Regions from separate parts of the Homo sapiens genome. Here all the other regions are linked to region 4. The links are chromatin loops, found by intact Hi-C in ENCODE. Cell type or tissue: mammary epithelial cell. All regions are shown on one strand.

Region 1 (5,000 bases), 62 kb before region 4:
CATAATGAGTACTTGATAAAGGGCAGCTACTATAATGACATCAAGTACATTGCCCGGTGTCCGAGAATCATGTCCGCTGTCATTAGGCTTAAATCTCAGTAATCTGGGGGAGCTGGTTTGCGAAAAATACACCAAAGCCCAGTCTATACGGTTGAGAGCAAGAGATTATACCTCTGTTACGAAATTGCTATTTTGCTAAAATGTGTGAATAGAATTTGAGTTTTGAATTTTTATGAGCTTATTCAGAGGGACTATGTCATCAAATAAGAAAAAAATTGTTCCCACACCAATAATTTCAAAATGATTTCATGTCTAATGTTATCCAAATATTTTTGTCTTGGTAGTAGAAAGCAGTAGGCAGACGCTGGCAGGACTTTCAAGAGGAGGAATGAAACTGATGAAGAGTCTCCAGACTGAAGAATGCTGGTAGGCTTATTTTAGTAACTAGGTGAAGACCTGGTAACTACCCCCAAGTATTTGGAGAATAAGGGATAACTGCAGTTATTCATGCCTCTGTTACCCACAGGCAAAATTACTATAATAAACATATACACTGTCTACTGCCCACCAGACAGCTCTCATCTTAGTCTGAAAAGCAGCAAACCAGCCACACGGCACCTTCCTCACGGATCCCTGGAAAGTGGGAAATTCGCACTCAGCGATGCGAATGCAGGTGTCTCCGTCAACATGGCATCTGTCAGTGGACAGACGAATTCCCAAACCCCACTTCCTCCTTGAAGGAGGTAAGCTCTAGGGGATAGATAAGTTCCAGAGTAGATTCAGGATCCCAAAAACCCTTTGGGTTCAGTCTGAGTGTCTGATTCGTCCCAAGAACTGAGGAAAGTCTCTGAGCTTGCTGTGGAGACAGTAGGGGCTAGGTCGGTTCTGGACTCAGTATCAATGTGTAGGGGAAACAGCCAGCCTGGCTAGCGGTCTGTGTGCTTACTCGGAGGATTCCATTCTCTAGAATATTTTTCTTCGTGGGTGTTTATTGTTTGTTTTTAAACACATTGTAATGCAACAGTATTGGGGAATATAAATATGCTTGACTAGGTATAGGCTCACACAGAAATATACTGTTTGGACTTCTCAAGTTTAGTTACACACCTTAAAATGCATAGGCACAATACACTCAAATATTATGACTTTGTATAAATACTGCCAAATAGTCAAGTAAAAATAGGAAACACGTATCCTATACCTTTGTGGTTCTGGATTTCCTAGATGATTTATATCATAAAGACAAATACATGCATAGGTTGGGCACAGCGGCTCACACCTGTAATCACAGCACATTAGGAGGCTGAGGCAGGAGGATCACTTGAGGCCAGGAGTTCAAGACCAGCGTGGGCAATATAGTGAGATCCCATCTCTACAAAACAAGTTTTTTTGTTTTGTTTTGTTTTTTAATTAGCCAGTCACGGTGGCACATACCACCTGTAGGCCTAGCTACTCAGAAGGCTGGGGTGGAAGGATCACTTGAGCCCAGGAGTTCAAGGCTGCAGTGAGCTATGACTGCACCACTGCACTCCAGCCTGGGTGACAGAGTGAGACCCTGTCTCATAAAAAAAAAAACCAAATATGTGCATAATCTATAATTTTAAAAAGTTTTCATGGGTCAGGTAGACAACGCCCAACCCAGGCATCGGGTCATCTGCTGAGGGGGTTGGGGGGCTCAATCCAGCCTGTGCTTTGCGGTTGCCCAGTTCAGCACCCCTAGGAGGGGGCTGTGTCTGCTCAAAGGAGGCACCTCCCAATAATGGACACAAAGGCTCTTGAGTAAGTGGCCCAATTAAATTTGTTTCAATGCTGTTACTAGTGGTAGTTATAAACCACGGCAGAGGATTAAAATGGACCTAGTCAGTAGATAAAAATGTTGCGTTCTCAGATGTCTGCTAAAGTAGGATTCTTCCAAAGCTCTTCCTGACCACAAAAGGGGAGTGCAGGCAAGAATGTTCCAGCAGGCACAGAGAGCAAGGCAGTTTCCTTGGTTTCCCATTGACTGCCTGCCAAGTGGAGAAGCTGGACTTTTGCCACTGTATTTCATACCTTGGTGATGTATTCTAGACAACTGTTAAAAACCACACTTTCAAGGTAAGCTAGTAAATTGTGGCTATTCAATAAATATTAAACCACAACAACAATTTGGAGTAAGTCAATTTGGTCTACGTTTCCTCAAAGGGAGGCATTGCTAAAATGCAGTCGTCACTGTTGAGAAAATATGATCTAATTTTGCCCACCACGGCTCTGCTTTAAAGTAATTCAATTTGCTGTTCAGCTCATTACAAAATAGTTATGATATCAATTAATAGTTACAGCTATAATCCCTATGTCAGGAGGATTTTAAATTTAATTTGGATGGAGCATTAAGGAAAGGACTCTAAATTCATGAAAATACCTTCCTCAGGTGAGTGCTACTCTACATTTCCATCTCTTTCCCAACTGGGTGTTGGCATTTTGTCCTAGTCCAGAGGCAACCCTTCTGCAACCAGGAGGTGTAGAAGGGTTCTTTGTGCTCATATAATTTTTGGTCTCTCTACTTTCTAACTACCAGTAGGGGGCCAATTAGCACAGATTACGATGATTATTTTGCACAATGGACACCTGTCACCCATGAACCGGACTGAGACCACAAAACCAATTTCCTGTGGGTCACCAAGTAGTAATGATTGCTAGTTTTCATCAGTCCAGGCTGCATTCCTCTTCATCTGCCCCACTTTCCTCCCCCTTCACAATTACCATTATCCTGTATGTACAAGTGTGTAATGGTGATACCACTTTGGAAAGAAGAAATTGTGAATACGTATCATATCAAGATTTCCATATTATTTTTGGAAAATAGCCACATTTCATTGGATTATTTCTACAGTATGTGGTAGTAAACGTGTAATGTGGAATATATTTTAATTGCTGTGATGTAAATGAGACTTTGGGGTCATGTTACAGAGTGTTAACTGAAAGATCCAGCTATGACTTTAGCATGCCTGCAGGCCTTTTAAATTGTTATGGGAAATTGCAGCATTCAATTGAGTAGTTTCAACACTGAGCTCCCCTAAGGCTTATTACAGTTTGGCAACATGATGCCAATTTCAACTAATGTACATAATGCCTTTCTCCTCTCATACTTTATCTACAGAACCTTTCTAGTATGTACAACTTGAAAATCATGAAACCCTAGGCAGATGAAGAGCATATTCTTGACACAATCTACCATTATGTTATTGGCAAGAGTCCTCAGATACTACAGGTTTCTGCTCAGATGGGGTTCAGAGCACCAGGAGTATCACAATATTTATCCAGTAATAATAAAAAGCAATAAATGGGAAAAGTTCAAATTATTATAATGAAATTTCCTATTAAAACATTTTGTTATAAACTCTCCTTAAGAAATGCATCCAGGTAACTCAAAGATTCAAGTAGGAAACACCTATCTACTTATGATAATAACATACATATAAAATGTATTATAACTTATAAACATTTTCACGTATGCTTTCAAAGTAACTTGGCTGTACAAACCTGATTCAGAAAACATCTTTCAGGCTGGACATGGTGGCTCAGGCCTGTAATCCTAGCACTTTGGGAGGCTGAGGCAGGAGGGTCACCTGAGCCTAGGAGGTCAAGGTTGCAGGCTATGAGGGTGCCACTGTACTCCAGCCTGGGTGACAGAGGAAGACTGTCTCAAAAAAAAAGAAAAAAAAAGAAAGAAAGAAACTATCTTTCAAATGTAAGTATGGTTCACTATCATATCACGGGACAGAGGAGGGGGCCCTCTTTCTTCTCCTTGGGTGCATGAAGTACAGGTTTGTGTAACTTCCTGGTGCTGAAGGGGAAAAGATCAGCCAGACCCACCACCTGACCAGACAGGGCCAGGCACCTCCAGCTCCTCCCATATGGACGGTGCTTCTGCCTTGCACACTTCCCAGATGGCTAGGGTCACCCTCCCTTTGGCCAGATCTGCAGGATTCAGGGTGTTAATAACAATGGTGTACGAAATTCTTTCCCTTCCACCATTACTAAAGAACGTAAGAACATCCAGGATAGCAACGACTTCCTCCCAAGCCCTACATGAAATGGGCTTCTGTGAAGTAAGCACCACGCATCAAACTGGCATTGGGTATTGCTGCAAAGTCACATACACAGGACACAGTCTGATCATTGAATACTCTGCAGGGGGTTACCCTTCCATCCAAGGCCAAGGCAGGAAGGCCGCAAAGAGCCGCTGTGCAGAAGTAGAGGCGTGTAACCGGGAAAGAGAACTGGGACACACATCGGAAGGACCTAGTTTAAGAACTGTAGTGAAAGAGGATAAATTATGGCTAAAATATCAGTAAAGTGAATACCATCAAAATGCAGATTCTGAATAATAACTCTCTTCCATGATCTGGGGATGGATCACCACAATAACATTTTTAGTCTGACTACACCTAGTTTTCTTGTTCAACAAATCCTCCAGCACAGTATTCACGGCCTACTTCGAAATAAACATTTTGGTGGCATGTTGGAAGGAATAAAAGACTCAAAACAACATTGAAAAGCCACATCCAATTATAATGCAATTAGTTTTACAGTAAATCAGCACCTTACAGTATTGATAAAGAAACAAAAGCTGTCTTACTTGCTGGCCTTCAGAACTTGTTATTTGTTAACAATCTGTTCCTTTTGTTTTTGTGGTTTTTTTTTTAGATCTGTTTACTGCCTTGACCATGTCCTCTTCTATACTTCCAGAGCAAAAACCTCACAGATTTCAGTAAATATGTCAGAATTGCTGTAGTGGACCTGAGTCTAACCCTCAGTGGTAGCCAAAGATACCACGTTCACAAGCAGCAAAGCTCAGCTTTCTGGAAATTAGACCTTACCATCCACCTGTGTCTCCTGCTACAGGAATAAAAAGAGAGAAGAAAAGAGGAGAGGGGAGGACAGAGGAGGAGAAGAAGAAAAAGAAAAAAGAGAAAGAAAGAAAAACCCCTCGACAGACTGAATCACTGTCGTAGCACCTG
Region 2 (5,000 bases), 200 kb before region 4:
CCTTAGGACAAAAACCTTGAAGAAAAATCGAATTGTAACCGACACTGAGATTATTACCTTTCCCGCTAATTATTAAGTACCAAATCCACATTGTCAGAGGTGCTAATACAAAATCAAAATCAAACACTCATAGCTATACTAAATAGATGATTATGATTAAAGCTAACACTAAGCACTTCATTTTATGACTGGCATTTGATACACACCATTTTTATTTAATTTTCTAATCTCATATGAGAAGAGTAATATCATCCCATTTTATAGATGAAGAACTGGAGCTTAGAGAAGTTAATCATGTGCCCACATAGTTACAGAGTGCTTGGGCCTAAACACAGTTCCAGGTTTGATGGACTCAGGAGCCTGCCGCTTAACCATTTCTCTAAATATTTAGACAGTATTGACTCAATAGTTAAAGCTGGTTATTGGCCAGGCACGGTGGCTCACACCTGTAATCCCAGCACTTTGGGAGGCCGAGGTGGGTGGATCACCTGAGGTCAGGAGTTCGAGACCAGCCTGGCCAACATAGTGAAACCCCATCTCCACTAAAAATACAAAAAATTAGCCGGGTGTGTTGGCATCCCCCTGTAATCCCAGCTACTCGAGAGGCTAGGGCAGGAGAATCACTTGAACATGGGAGGTGGAGGTTGCAGGTTGCAGTGAGCCCAGATCGCGCCATTGCATTCCAGCCTGGGCAGCTGGGCAGGAAGAGCAAAACTCCATCGCAACAAAAAAGAAAGCTGGTTGTTAGGAGTGTAGTTCACCGTTTAAATAAAATTTATCAGGATAAGCCCCACCAAAGATTTGGAAACATAATATTCCATTTAAAAATTGATAACTTGTGGATTTGAGAAGGAGCAAAATAAAAAAAGGGATAGTCCTCGATTTCTCCTGTGTTTTCAAATTACCTCAAGAGGTCAGGAAACAAATAGGCCAATATTAGTATCCTCTGAGAGCTGTAATCTTATAGAGGAAAAAAATGGCTAACAAACATTCCTAAACACCGGAATTAGGGATTGTCGTAGGTCAATATATGTCTGTCCCTCTAGAATCTAGTCTGTTTAGACTGACTCTTAAAAATTATACCTTTATTTGTAAATATATATATATTTTTAAAAGCATATCAAAGAAATTGTTACCAAAATTATAGCACACTGAGATCAATTGGTAATAATAATGGTACATTAGTTAGATCCTGTGAATAAAATTGTAGATTTTGTCTTATGTTTTGCCAACTGTTATTTTGTCAGTAGCACATAACTTTCTAACAGCTATATGGACTCTGATGTAAAACTATAAGCTGACATAAAACTATATTTAAAATCATGGGTCTTTTCTCCAGTAAAGTTCGATTATCATTTACATTGGAACAGAAATAAAGGTTTGAAAACAAAGTCTTGTAATAAAGGCCAATTCATAATTTTTCACAGATGTCTACAGTAAATCTAAAAGGCTAGTGTAATAGCTAGGTGATTCTTTCTTTGATTTACCCTATGGAAAAATCCACCCACAATAGACATATTTATTTCACAATAATAAATGACCCACATCTGAAATCATTTCTAAAGGTGAGTTCTCTTTACTTTTAAAGGTGTTAAATTATTTCACCCCCCAAAAACCAAATGCTTTGTGGAATCTGATACATGATGAAGACTTAGGGCTCTTTCTTTAGATATCCAATCATGTCCACTGCTTGCCAAAAGCACTGGTCCTTAATTTTGTCCTAATTCAGATGACCTTGGGCAGGAGCCTACTGGGTCCTCTACAGCCTGGGCAGGCAGGGAGGAGGAGGAAGCAGGATCTGGGTGTGTGTGATGAGGTCTGGACTCTTTGTAGGGGGCAGTCAAGCAATGTGCTGTATACGAAAGGCTTAGTGAGCTTCAGTCCTGTCCTGGCAACTATCCAAGTAGGAGGGAAGGGGGTGAGGTAGGGACATCATTCCTACCTGGTGGTGAGAGCAGGAGAGAGGCAGGAGGGCAGAGCTTCAAGAGAAATCCAGATGGCCAGCAAGAGTTAGCTGGGGCTGTGGATGCCAGGAACTGAGTACGTAGCAAGAGCTGAGGACCCAACCCAAGTCAAGCCATCAGGTGTCCAACAATGTTAGAAGACAATCTATAGCACAGAGAAGTATATGGAAGCCTAGTTTTATCAGTAACCTCCATGACTAGGGAAGGACAGGAGTGGCCAAGCTAGAGGGAGTGCTGCTTATCCCTGGCACATTGGATTCAGGGGCTGCAGACACACTAATTCCTAGGCCCACCCAGGGATGGCAGTATGTGTCTATGCTTGGCAACTTATTGGGGTTCACCTGACTTTTAGGCTTTGATAATATGAATACATTTTGGGGAGTATTTTGAATGTATTCTTTGGCAGTCCAAGATAAAGAAATGGAAGTGTGATAAATAAAGATGATTGAATTGTTTTTAATTATGGAGCAAATTCTTCAATCTGGACCATCTGTTTCCAACCATCATTCCATTCACCCATTCCCAAAACACTTGTGTTGGTTCTCAGGCCAGACACGGTGGCTCATGCCTGTAATCTAACACTTTGGAAGGCTGAGATGATGGATCATTTGAGCCCAGGAGTTCAAGACCAGCCTGAGCAACATGGCGAAACTACATCTCTACAGAAAAGAACCCATATATATATATATGTGTGTGTGTGTGTGTGTGTGTGTGTGTGTGTATATATGTATGTATGTATATATATGTATATATATGTGTATATACACACACACACACACACATATGTACACACACACACACACACACAAATTAGTCGAGTGTGCTGGCATATGCCTGTAGTCCCAGTTAGTCTGGAGGCTGAGGCAGGAGGATCACTTGAGCCTCGGAGGTGGAGGTTGCAGTGAGCCATGATTGTGCCACTGCACTCCAGCCTGGGTGACAAAGCAAGACTCTATCTCTAAAAAAACAAGCAAACAAACAAAAAGACCAAGCATTTTTGGTTGAATGTCAAAAATCTTTGAAATTAAATGTATTACTATAAGTACTTTGTTTTGATTGTTTAGAAAGGAAGAATTATTCATTGGTGACTAGTGCAGTGGTGTTGTCAGATGGGTAGTTGTCTATAGTGGCAATAGCCGTGCATAGATCAAATCCTTTATGCAGTGGACAGAACATAGAAATCACACAAACTTTTATATTAACCCTTTACAATTTATAATATCAACCATTTCAAAAGAATCCATATGTACTAAGATATTTTTGCAAATAGTTTAACATATCTTTATTGACAAATAAATTTAGATAATAATTATTAATTTCAGGTGTTTTCATGATATAGTCATATAGAATGTGTTTTTCAGGATTTTCTGACTTTGTGAACACGATTTATGAGTATGCACATATATTTATGCATCATTGTGGATAGAGGAAGTACATGCTCCATACCTCTGCATTTTAGCTGACCAATTTCTGCTTGCTCATAACTTGGCTTAGAAGTCAGTTCTTCCATTTAGCCTTGCCTGATTCACCAAGAATAGTTTATGGGCCCCTCTTCTGCATTCCCATTCAGCTCCGTAAATACTCTTTTCCTGCCTTCATCGTACTATATTCTGCTCCCTGTCTACTTGTCTGTAGCTCCTTCCAGACCACGAACATACGAGCATAGGGACGATTTCTTTGCTGATTTCTTAACATTTGGCATAGTGTCTTGCACAAAAGAGACACCAAATAAATGCTGGTTTGGGCCAGGTACAGTGGCTCACGCCTATAATCCCAGCACTTTGGGAGTCAGAGGTGGGCAGATCACAAGGTCAGGAGTTCGAGGCAGGCAGATCATCAGGTCAGGAGTTCAAGACCAGCCTGGCCAACATAGTGAAACCCCATCTCTACTAAAAATACAAAAATTAGCTGGGCGTGGTGGCACGTGCCTGTAGTCCCAGCTACTAGGGAGGCTGAGGCAGGAGGATCACTTGAACCTGGGAGGCAGAGGTTGTGGTGAGCGGAGATTGCACCACTGCACTCCAGCCTGGGCAACAGAGCGAGACTCCATCTCAAAAAATAATAATAAATAAAATAAATGCTGGTTTGGGAATGAGTGGATGGATGGATGAATGGATGGGTCAATGGAAATGAAGAATCCAGATTTTAAAAAATTGCTTGCTGATTAAAATGATTCTTTCCTATGTATACATCACACTATTCTGTAATTATTGTTTTCTTTTTCTCTTTCTGTCTGTCTGTCTGTGTCTCTCTCACATACTCCTAAGCTAACATAAACCTCACGAGGGCAGAGGCTGTGACCTAATGTCACCTAGCACCATTGATAGTTCAAGGTCATTATTTTAGAAAAATCTATACATACATTTTTTGTTTATAAAAATTACAGGATTATAAAACCGAACATAAACTTAATACATGATCTAATTTTGTGATACCCTCCCAGATCGCTCTCAGATATAATCCAGTCTAAATTACACCACACACAGATGAATTTATTTGGTTAAAAAAAAGCCCTTCCGTGCCATAGCCATTCCAAGTAATACATTACAATGTTTTACATTGTTTACTGAGGGCAATTCTATTTTAAGAGTCTCTAACTTAAGCAGAAAAGGTAACTATCGGGAACTGGGCTTAATACCTGGGTGATGGGATAATATCTACAACAAACCCCGTGACACGTGTTTACTTATGTAACAAACCTTCACATGTATCCCCAAACCTGAAATAAAAGTCGAAAAAAAAAAAAACCTCTAGAGCTACAATTTATGCTCAATGCCTTCCGCACGGTCTTCCGCAGAAGTGAGGAGCAGCTGGTCACCATTTTCTCAATAAGGACCTTTCATATACTTAATGATAATTATTCTCAAATCTTCCCTTAAAATCCACATCGTCATGTTAAACTCATTATTACTACCATTTCCTCATGGGTCTGTTTTTCATCTCTTTCATCTTCTTAAAGGCTCTTCTCTGAACTTCCTCTGTAGGACTGGGGGTGGAGGTAGCTGAGAACCATCACCTTTGAGTCATCAGGCTGTA
Region 3 (5,000 bases), 100 kb after region 4:
GACTATCAAACGAAACACAGGGTAGATGAGCAATGTGTAATTCAACATGCTTAACAGGTTGCACAGCTTCCAGAAAAGGGCAGACAATTCATCACAGCTGCTGAACACACTGATTCAAATAAATATAAAACTTGGATGATATTCAACCACCATCCAGAAATCAAATTTTTACAGGGTAAAATAAAGTTTAATAAAAAGGAGGCACATGCATTTATTTAAATAACCAATATTAATAAACTAATAAACTTGGCTTTGTTGGGCTTTCATATCAGACAATGACCATGCTCTGAACTTATTCCCTAGTATCCCTATAGGTAGGATAAACTTCAGCATCTCCAAACATACATTAACAGCTATTGCAAAGACATCATTTTTTGTACACCGAGCCTAACGGTGATTCAGTATTTCTGACAGGTCACTCTACTCACAACGATAGCCACGCGCTTCTTCCTGCTATCTTCTTTGCTTGACTCTTTACAAACAGAATAATTACTCTTGGCTCCCAGAAGCAAAGCTAAGAAAGAGTAGCTTGAACTTACTAACTGGATCATTATTGTTTAGCTAGGTTTCCTTTCTGAATAAGTTTAAAAGTTTTCACTCTCTTTAGGAGCTTTTTTCTATTCAAAGATAAGCATCCTTATCTTTCTTTGTCTTCACCCTAATAAGGCAGGTTCCCTTTTCTAACCAAAAGACTGATGACACGCCTACAGAATCATAGTAAGAAAAGCCTCAATAATTTACCTAAAACATCTTTCTAGAAAATAAACACAGCCATGCAAAATAATCCCGTTTGGAGGAATAACTAGTCACAATTCCATAAATCTATCTGCTTTATTCCCAATAATCAAGTAATCCTCATTAGGGTGCATAGGTTGCTAACATAAAGCTATTGGCACAGGGGGTTCACAGAGTTTTCCAAATATATAAACGTTAGCATGGTGATTAGTACAACTACATTTTTTATAAAAACTGTGCAGTGCATGTAAAATGTGTGTTTGATTTGAACTACTTTTTCTAACTATTCTTTTCTAAGTTATTTAACATAAGATATATTTGTTTACTATTAGAAAAAAATCTTTGATTAAGAGGAATAATAAAATTCGTGTAAGAAAAAAAGAACAAGATTGTTAAGGGAAATGCAACAGGAAGAGATACAGACAATCCTGAAATACACAATAGAATAACTAAACTCATTATAAACTCCTATCTTTGAAGAATTTAGGAATAATTTGTGAATGCCATGACATTTTAAAGTGGGATTAGCAAGTCTTATTACTGAACTAACCTCTCACTCTTAGATCAAGAATTAAATATTTACTCTGCATTTAGAATTACAAATCCAAACTTTCAGGGCTCATACAAGAATTTTATATATTAAGATATACATGCTCGAAGTTTTAGATAATTAAAAGTGTATTAAGGAATGCACAAAGCAAGATTGTTGAATTTATAAAATCTTGTTTTAATTGAAATATTAAAATAGATAATTATTATTACACAGTTGCTCTTAATTCTAAAGTCAGTCTGTTCTCAATATATTAATACATAAAGACTACAAATACTTCTCCAAGTAGGCAGTGGGGAAAAAGGGATATGCGTCATTATTTTAAAGAAATTCACTAAGGGATCAAATCACCAAGTTCTGTTCAGTTACAATACCATCTTTTGGGATACTCTTCCAAGCTTTCCAGAGATGCCATATCCACCTTTTTTCTTTTGACAAGAGAAGGGAAAGGTAATGCCTCAACATATGTCTATTTCTAGTGAAAAGACCACCCAGTGGATTCTGCCAGAGTCTACCAATGTTTGACAAAATACATTGTCAGAAGATAAGAAATAGAGCATGATGAAGAGACAGTCCTGTTCTCGGGCATCCCAGCCGTCTGGGGCCCTGTAAAAAGTCTAGGACAGCTCTCAGCCTTTCATTTCCATTGCACCTCCTCACACGTACCTGGAAACTTTTCTCTACCTCCAAATTACAGTGACTTGGGGAAACACACGTGTGTGATGTATTACACGGTACAAGTACTTGTTACCCTCTCTCTACAATAAAAATTAACAAGTTACCACTCCAGCTACCTTAAAGGTGAGGCAGTAAGAATGGAATCCAAGCTGCATAGTAAGATGCTCAGCAAAGATCAATCAGACACAACCCGCCTCAACCTAAAATACGTGAAGCTCTTTGTAATCGGTTGTAAAACACGAGAGGGACTTAGAATCTCAGTTGCAGGCTCATAAATTCGTAATTTTTGAAACGCCCAGCTCAGGATATTTTGTGTGTGTTTCCAACCCCATCCAGAGTTTCCCGATCAAGTTTCAGCCGTGATCCACCACTCCCCACGCTACCCCTCGCCCCGCACTCTCCCTCCTTCACTCCTTTTCAACTTGGCTCCCTGATCGCTGCAGAAGCCTTCTGTCCCCTGCCTGCCCCGGAAAGCGGTGACATCCCGGGGCTTTCCGCTCGCTGGAAGCCCCCCAGGATCCTGTTAAGACGCCCCCGCAGAAGACGCGGGGCCTCGCCACACATCGGGGGCCGAAGAGGACCTGGCGGGCTCCCCTCCCCGCCCCCACTGGGCGCCCAGCCTCCGGACTGCCTTCCTCAGGGACCCCGGGGCTCCCCAGTACGGGGGCGCGGCGCCTGGCTCCCCGGGCGAGAGGCGCCGGCGAAGTTCCCACCTGAGCCGGCGGCCGGAGGTGGCTGGCGCGAGGGCGGGGCGGGGACGGGGAGGCCGGACCGTGGAGAGAATCCGCGCGCTGAGAAGATGTCCCCGCGTCCGCCGCCTCCCGGGGCCACGCGCCGTCCCAGCTCGCGCCCGCCAGCTCCCGGCGCCGCGGCCCGGCACTAGGACCCCATAAAGGAAGGAGGGCGCGCCGGCGGCGGCGCCGCACTTACCGCGCTCGGCTCGCCCGCGCCGCCGGCTCGCTCCCCGGCAGCAGCCGCCGCGTCCGCCCGAGCCGCGCGCACACCGCGCCGGGCCAAATTCAAAGGAGCCGGGCGCGGGGGAGGGGGGCCCCGCCGAGGGAGCGGGGAGCGGGCGCCGGCGGGGCGGGGGCGGGGAGGGGGCGCGAGTGTTACAACTTCCTTCCCTGCCCGCCCCCGGCCGCGCGGCCCGGGGACGCGGGAGGGGAGGGCGCCCGCGCGCCAATGAGTTCACTTTCTTTCTCTCCCCCGCGCTCCCCCTCTCCCCGCCCGCCGGCCCCTCCAGCCTCCTCCAAGGCGGCGGACCAGGCCGGGCCGGAGTTTTCGGGGTTCAGCCCGCGAGCGGGAGGACCGGGGAGGCGAGGGAGGAGGAAGGCGAGAAGGGCCAGGTGAGGAGGCCCGCGGGACGCCCGGCCAGGGAGCGGCATCCAGGACCGTAATTGTGCGGCGGGGGACGCGCCGGGCCGAGTGTGCCCGAGCCCGGGCGCGTACACGTGTCCGTGTGTGTGTGTGTGTGTGTGTGTGCGGGAGTGTGCGAGGGAGAGGAGGAGAGGAGAGGAGCCTACCATGCGCTTCCCCCGGTGCAGATCGCGGGAGAGCCCAATCACGGGGCGAGCTGGACCTGGCTGTGATCATTTATAATCCTTGACTCCTCCGCTCCGCCACTTGTCAAGATGACAGGTACTTTATTTCTTCTTCTTCTTTATTCAAAAAAAGAGATTCCCCGTTTACTGCCTTTTTCTGTCAAATGGGATTTGCCGGACTGAACCACGTTCGCCGCCCCTCCCTCCTTCCCTCCTCCCGGCCGCGTCGGGTTCGGGAAAGCACCGAGGCTCCCATGCTGTGACCAATCAGTGCCTTTACTACTCTCGCCGTGATTTAGGGGTCATCCGTGAATAACACTTCACGCTGATGAATGGCTCTTGCCGGCTTTCGGCTCTGATGAGGGGTCTGCCCGCCGCCGATTGAAAACACTAATGAACTTACTGCGCCATTTGAAATTCACACGCACCAACAAAATGGGGGTACGTGCGTGGGGGTCTGTCCTTTTCTGCTGCGGGTGGCGGGGAGGCGGCCCTGGGGGAGGGGGCGGGTAATTGCTTTGGACTTAAGTGGAAACACTTCTCTGTGTAATCAAACCTCTAACCTTCTTAGAAAACTACTTTTCTTGATCTTCCGTAGGGTGGGCATTTCAGGTCAGCTGAGTCACCCGAGGAGGTGGCAGTGCAAGACACTGCCGGGAAGACGGATTCCGAGGCAGAAGGGTGTAATTAAGGATTTCCACCCCCGGTAGGCGGCCCGTCCTTTGCAGAGCCTCTGAAAATGACCCGCGCCTTCCTTTCCACAGTGTTCTTTCGTCCGAGACCGAAAAGCGCAAATGACCTTTGGACAGGGAAGGGAGGCAGTAAACACTCAGACTTCCTTACCAGCCCCTGGTGGGCACTGCAGCAGAACAATTGTCTGCCCCCCAGGTTCAAGCACCTAGGCCTCCGCCCCGCATCACCTGGCCAGGGGCGGACCCGGGAGTCCTCCGAAGGCTCCACTCCCCACTTTTACTACTCTTCTTTCCTCTCCATTCTCCCCTCAGATTAGCGGCCGGACACTGTCCCTGCCTCGATTTTGTTTGCTGTGGGAGGGAAAAAAAAAGTTTGCTGCTCCTCCCAAGACACTGGCCACTTTCTACTCACTGAAGTTCCCACCGCAGCGCTGGCTCCCGGCTCCCTAGCTCCCGCCCCCTGTCTGCAGGAAAGCCCTCCCCCGGAGCTTCCGAAACTGCTGGAGGTTCCAGAGTTTTGTAGCTCCGAATGGGCGACCTGAGCCGAACCGCTCTCTGGCTGGGTGGTCGGCGGGATCCTTCAGGCTCCTTTCGGGTCCGGGACGGGGCGGCGGCAGAGGTGGGGCGTGCGTGCTTGGGGCTGCCGAGTGAGTGCGGCTCCCTGGTGCGCGCCCGAGCATCTCCCCGCCCTCTCCTGGGACCAGCAGTCTGCCCGTGGAGGGCTAGGAGCCCGCGACCAGGCCTGCCCCGGCCGTCGCCAACCTGTCCTTGGAAGCGTGGCGGAGACTGGTGCGCTCTCAGCCT
Region 4 (5,000 bases):
CTAAGACTATTGATATACTTTTTTAGTGACACTTTATTTTTATTTAAAATTTTTTTTATTATACTGTAAGTTCTGGGATGTATGTGCAGAACGTGCAGGTTTGTTACACAGGTATGCGTGTGCCGTGGTGGTTTGCTGCACCCAGGCACTTTATATTTTAAAAGCAAATTTTAACTGAAATATAGTGAATAAAATAATGAAATGTATTTCATATATGCTTGCTTAAAAGCCTAAAGGCAATTATAAGTGATGTATTTCAGATCAACTTTCAAAACTGCATATTTGAAGTCCAAATTATCTGAAAATCCCCCATTAAATAAAGTTAAATAATATTTTCTATGTCACTGACAAACAGCAATGGCACTATTGTACTTCATGGCTTAGGAAACACAGAAGAGTTTGCGTGGGGAGCTTTGCAGGGAAAGGGTGAGGGTGCATTTGCTAGAGTTTGGGAAGTTATTTTTAAGACTTCTCACCAATGTTCACAGTTCTTTATTTTTCCCAATAAAATTTTGTTAAGTATTGAAAATAATTCTGCTTTTACTCATATCACAGAATTATAAAATCCTAGAATTAGGTATAATCTGAGAGGTTGCCTGAGCCATCCTTGGTCCAGTTGCTACTGCGATTTACTTATTTGTCATTTCAGTAAACACTGACTGAGCATCCACCCGCAGGTACTTGCCAGAGATATAACATGGACAGAAAACAAAGTCACTGGCCTGAAAAATCTTAAAATCTAGTAAATTAAAGCTGTCCTTGCCTAACAACACTTTGTGACTAGAAACTAACAGCGCAGCTTTGTGAAGCTGCTCGTTCCATTTTTGGATGGATGAGGTCAAGGGTTAAAGTGCTTCCTTCTAAGGCGGGTGAGTTCTGCCTTAGCCATGGCCCCTTTCAATGGTCTGAGGGCCACTCTATGGAACCATCATCTGTGTAATGCTTCCAGTAGATCACATCTCAAATAATCAGACATTTATCATGGCTCTCTCTCCAGTCTTCTCTTCGTAAGACAACCAACCCCCAGTTCCGACTGCGCTCTTCATAGGGTTTTTCTTCCAAACTCCTCACCATTCTGGTATCCACCTCTATATGTCAATTTCTTGCTGCAGCACCTCAGGACTGATCAGCACACAGAGAAACACATTGCCTTCCCTTTCCAAAATCACATCTAACTCGTTTCTCTTTGCTCATTAGATTCTAGCTCGACTCATATTTTTCTGTCCTTCAAAAACACCATTTCTGGTGTTCTTCGCATCTTTACATTTGCCCATCTCTGCGTCCTCCCACAGCTGCCCACACGGCTGGTTCCGTCTCATCCTGAGAGCTTCGATGTGGGCATCGCCTCCGCAGAGAGGCATCCCTCGTGATCCACCTCAATCAACTTCCCCTCCACTCCCAGTCACTACCTCATCTCTCGTTTTAGTCTCAGTTTAACAGCGATGATTATCGGAACTTATCTTCTTTGTTTAGTTATTTACTGGCGGCTTCCTCCCTAGAAAGTGAGTTCATCCCTGCACTGCTGTCGTCTGCAATAATGCAAGGCAAAGCGAAGGACGAGAGGGAGGGAACGCCCCCGCCCTGGAACCTACATGGCATGATTCATATCTCTCTATTTCTTATGAATACAGTCAAGACGGCACAAGCTTTTCTGGCAGACATAGCCCATTTGTTTAAGGTCAATAAAACCGTGTCTTTGTCACATACGGACGAGACACATTCTTACGTGATGGGATCGTGCTGCAGAATTTTAGAAGGAGGGCTGGTTTGCTGGATTCAAACTACTACTCCGGCTCTATTTTTAGTCTCTTATCCAACACCACCTCCTTCCTGTCAACAATGGCTTTGATACCCACACCATCTATATCCTAGAAAAGGAAGACATTTCTACCTCCTGTGCTCTTTCAGAGCGGGGCCTGCTTCGTGTCCACTGCTTATCTAAAATGTTATTCCTGAGGGGCGGGGGTGGGGGCTCATAGCGAATCTCATTCATAAGCGCTGCTTTGTTTTTCTCTCTGTGTTGCTTCCATGACTTCTTTTTAAAAAATTCTTTCTTCCCCTATGCCTTGGGGCTGCTGGCAGTGGTGGTAAATCCTGCTGATGACCCGGGGTTAGATAATTAGTGGTACCTAGATTGCATTCATTTTATCAATGAGACAACTTCTAGGAGTTTCATTTCAGGCCACTTAGGAAAACACATAGCCAGAAGGTGCCACCCTCTGCCATAGCGGTTGCTGCCTCTGTTTGTTCAACATAAGAGACAAGTGAGCTCTTACGCTATTTCCCGTGACTTGCAGAGCCAGGGAGTGCTACCAGAAAAGGAGTCACTGTTAACCACAGAGTGAGGATCCAGCAGGAGCGCCCGCCAATAAAATGTTACATCGGTATCAAATATAAATCAGAAACAGCTTTCCCTAAATTCCTATATTTATTAACTAACACAAATCTGTAAAATCACTGAAGGCAGTTATTGTTCTACTGGTTTTATTGCTCATCAACGGAAAAGTTAAGAAACCAGCTCAGAGTCCTAAAGCAAGTTGCAGCATTGACACAACAGTAGCCTCTTAATCCCTTTCTCTCTCCTGTGGCTGGCCCTGGAAGAGAGGAAGTTTTCAGTCCTATGGCCGTGTCACATGTCAATATCCTGGGATAACTGGTTCCAAAAGATTCTGGCAGGGACTACGGTCATCACATTAATCTAAAGAATGGAAGTAACATGTGGACTGCCTCAGTTCAAACAGACCACAGTTGCTAAACAGAGACCCAAACTGGGCCACGACGCTGCCTTCATTTAGGAGACGAGACAGAATTTAAAGGAAAGCACTGATTGCTGGAAAAGCAACAGAGAATTAAAACAAAATTTGCAATCTCAATTGGAATTTCTGATTTACTCTTGGGGCCACCTGAGAAGCAATGTGTGACACAAATCAACAACAACAGCAAAGAAATGAAGATCAGATAGATTCCTTTCTACTTGCTCTTTCACTTTTCTAAATGATGCCGGAGGATGCTACATCACATGAGACAGAGCAAAGTTGCTGGAGCCACTCTCTCAAGAGGACTCTGGGGCTGGAAACAATTGTGTCTTGTTCCCTGACACAGTCTTGGGAAACAAAGCCCATGGATTAAGTAAACTCACCCAATGATCCCATCCTGGGCAAAAAGAGAATGATTCCAGCATGCAGACCCTCAGTATTCCCATAGCAAGTGACCTCTGCCCATTAAACAAACAATAGCACAGCCTAACACTCGATTGTTTTGAATGTTTCTGAAGCCTTTGCTTCATTCCCAAAACACTAGAAAGTATCACTGCAGAGGATTAAAAGCATTCATTGATTATGGAATGTAGACATTACAATAAAAAGAGACTCTAGAAATTTAATTTTGTGAAGAAATGCAAGATTCTCATTAATTTAATTAGAACATAAATAACATCAAGCATAGCTAATAAAGTTCAACATGATTTGATTTGCATGAGGCTCTATTAATGTAAGAAGTAAAGTGATATTTGCAAACTCTCAGAAAGCTGGACAGTTGGAATGGTTTCCTAAACAGCTATCTATTAGGCTACACAAAACTTGGTTTTTCTTTCCATATGTTACACATCATGAGAATTACACAAATCTATGACAGGGACAAAAGTGTTCCTGGACCACTGGAGGGAAGAGCCTGGGAACTGAGGATTCCAGGAGACCCGTCTTCCTCTTCATATTCTCCTCTTGTCCATCAGTTTAGGAGCCAGGCTAAAGCTGAGGCATCTTAAAATTTCGGAATGGGAAGGAAAAATAACATTAGCTACCCTGGAGGCTGTGGAAATAAATGCATCTGAATGCAAAGGACAGTGACTTGCAGGCTGCCTGAGATCCAATAAAAGCCTCATCAGAAGTAGCTGTCAATCACTCTAACATGTATGGCTGGTTCCAATAATTCTACCAGTCAAGATAATAAAATTTCAGAACACTAAATCAGCTCACAGCAAACCAGTTAAAAATATTTTGTGATCGCCGTGACCACCATGGTGGTCTAATACCCTGGGTTATATGTTTTAATAGAAAACACAAATGAGGCCGGGCGCGGTGGCTCACGCCTGTAATCCCAGCACTTTGGGAGGCCGAGGCGGGCGGATCACGAGGTCAGGAGATCGAGACCATCCCGGCTAAAATGGTGAAACCCCGTCTCTACTAAAAATACAAAAAATTAGCCGGGCGTGGTGGCGGGCGCCTGTAGTCCCAGCTACTCGGGAGGCTGAGGCAGGAGAATGGCGTGAACCCGGGAGGCGGAGCTTGCAGTGAGCCGAGGTCACGCCACTGCACTCCAGCCTGGGCGACAGAGCGAGATTCCGTCTCAAAAAAAAAAAAAAAAAAAAAAAAAGAAAACACAAATGATTCCATTCTTGGAAGAGTCTATCAGTTAGCACTTTGAGAAGACAGTCAGCCCTGAGTGCCCTGCCTCTCTTTCATTTCCTTTCCTAAGTACTGGAACCTCAGTCACAAAAGAAAACCAATATTTAAGTCAACAGACATACATTTAAAATTATTTCGCTGATGTGACTATGAATTTTACTTATAAAACAAGGACGTGCTGAATAGTTCACAGTATTTTTGGTGTGTTCATTTCAAGCATCTTGAACTGCTCTTTTCCTCAGCTTCCGTGTCCCAACACTGCCCAGATTTGCCCTCTCCATCTTCAACTACTTTTTTCCAGTCTCCTTTTTAGACTTGTCTGCCCTCCCCAGTTTCCAATACCTCGATACTCTCTTCTCATCTTCTCCTCCTTTTCTTCTAGGCTGTCTCATCCGTGCCCTCAATTCCCACCTCTCTACAGATGACTCAGCAACTTACCTTTAGTTTATCCTTAGTTCAGACTTCTCCTCCAAGCTCCAGACCCATCTAAAAGCCTTCATGGCCAGGTGCGATGGCTCATGCCTGTAATCACAGCACTTTGAGAGGCCGAGGTGGGCGGATCACTTGAGGTCAGGAAATCATGACCAGCCTGGCCAA

The links. A loop is a pair of places that touch in the nucleus more often than their neighbours do. Peaks named below come from ENCODE experiments on the same cell type or tissue, not always from the same donor. Only the 100,000 strongest peaks of a DNase experiment are listed, where the experiment ranks them.
Region 1: a loop joins it to region 4, with 6 times the contacts of the local background. A loop is called at or near these places in 3 of 110 quality-filtered maps.
Region 2: a loop joins it to region 4, with 2.5 times the contacts of the local background. A loop is called at or near these places in 4 of 110 quality-filtered maps.
Region 3: a loop joins it to region 4, with 6 times the contacts of the local background. A loop is called at or near these places in 5 of 110 quality-filtered maps.

Annotation. Positions count from the first base shown.
Region 1 is chr4:182,304,897-182,309,896 of GRCh38, reverse strand. All of the region lies in intron 1 of TENM3 (teneurin transmembrane protein 3), which reads right to left. Among named protein-coding and RNA genes, the nearest start is that of TENM3, 64 kb to the right of the region's middle. In mammary epithelial cell, a CTCF peak has its summit at 2,560; DNase peaks (open chromatin) are centred at 1,956, 2,636 and 2,976; H3K27ac peaks cover 2,167 bases.
Region 2 is chr4:182,440,533-182,445,532 of GRCh38, reverse strand. All of the region lies in intron 3 of TENM3 (teneurin transmembrane protein 3), which reads right to left. Among named protein-coding and RNA genes, the nearest start is that of TENM3, 200 kb to the right of the region's middle. In mammary epithelial cell, a CTCF peak has its summit at 2,252; no DNase peak of the experiment used is centred here.
Region 3 is chr4:182,142,648-182,147,647 of GRCh38, reverse strand. TENM3-AS1 (TENM3 antisense RNA 1) reads left to right here and starts at 3,133. Exons shown (of 5, transcript NR_125905.1): 1 at 3,133-3,309; 2 at 3,508-3,601; 3 at 3,804-3,945; 4 at 4,103-4,210. It also overlaps a transcript of TENM3 not described here. RefSeq lists an enhancer at 1,888-2,876. In mammary epithelial cell, a CTCF peak has its summit at 4,219; DNase peaks (open chromatin) are centred at 2,127, 3,447, 3,587 and 4,627; H3K4me3 peaks cover 3,267 bases; H3K27ac peaks cover 4,468 bases.
Region 4 is chr4:182,243,318-182,248,317 of GRCh38, reverse strand. TENM3 (teneurin transmembrane protein 3) reads right to left here and starts at 4,916. Exons shown (of 28, transcript NM_001080477.4): 1 at 4,842-4,916. In mammary epithelial cell, a CTCF peak has its summit at 2,235 (motif pointing right); DNase peaks (open chromatin) are centred at 1,597 and 2,387; H3K4me3 peaks cover 951 bases; H3K27ac peaks cover 2,784 bases.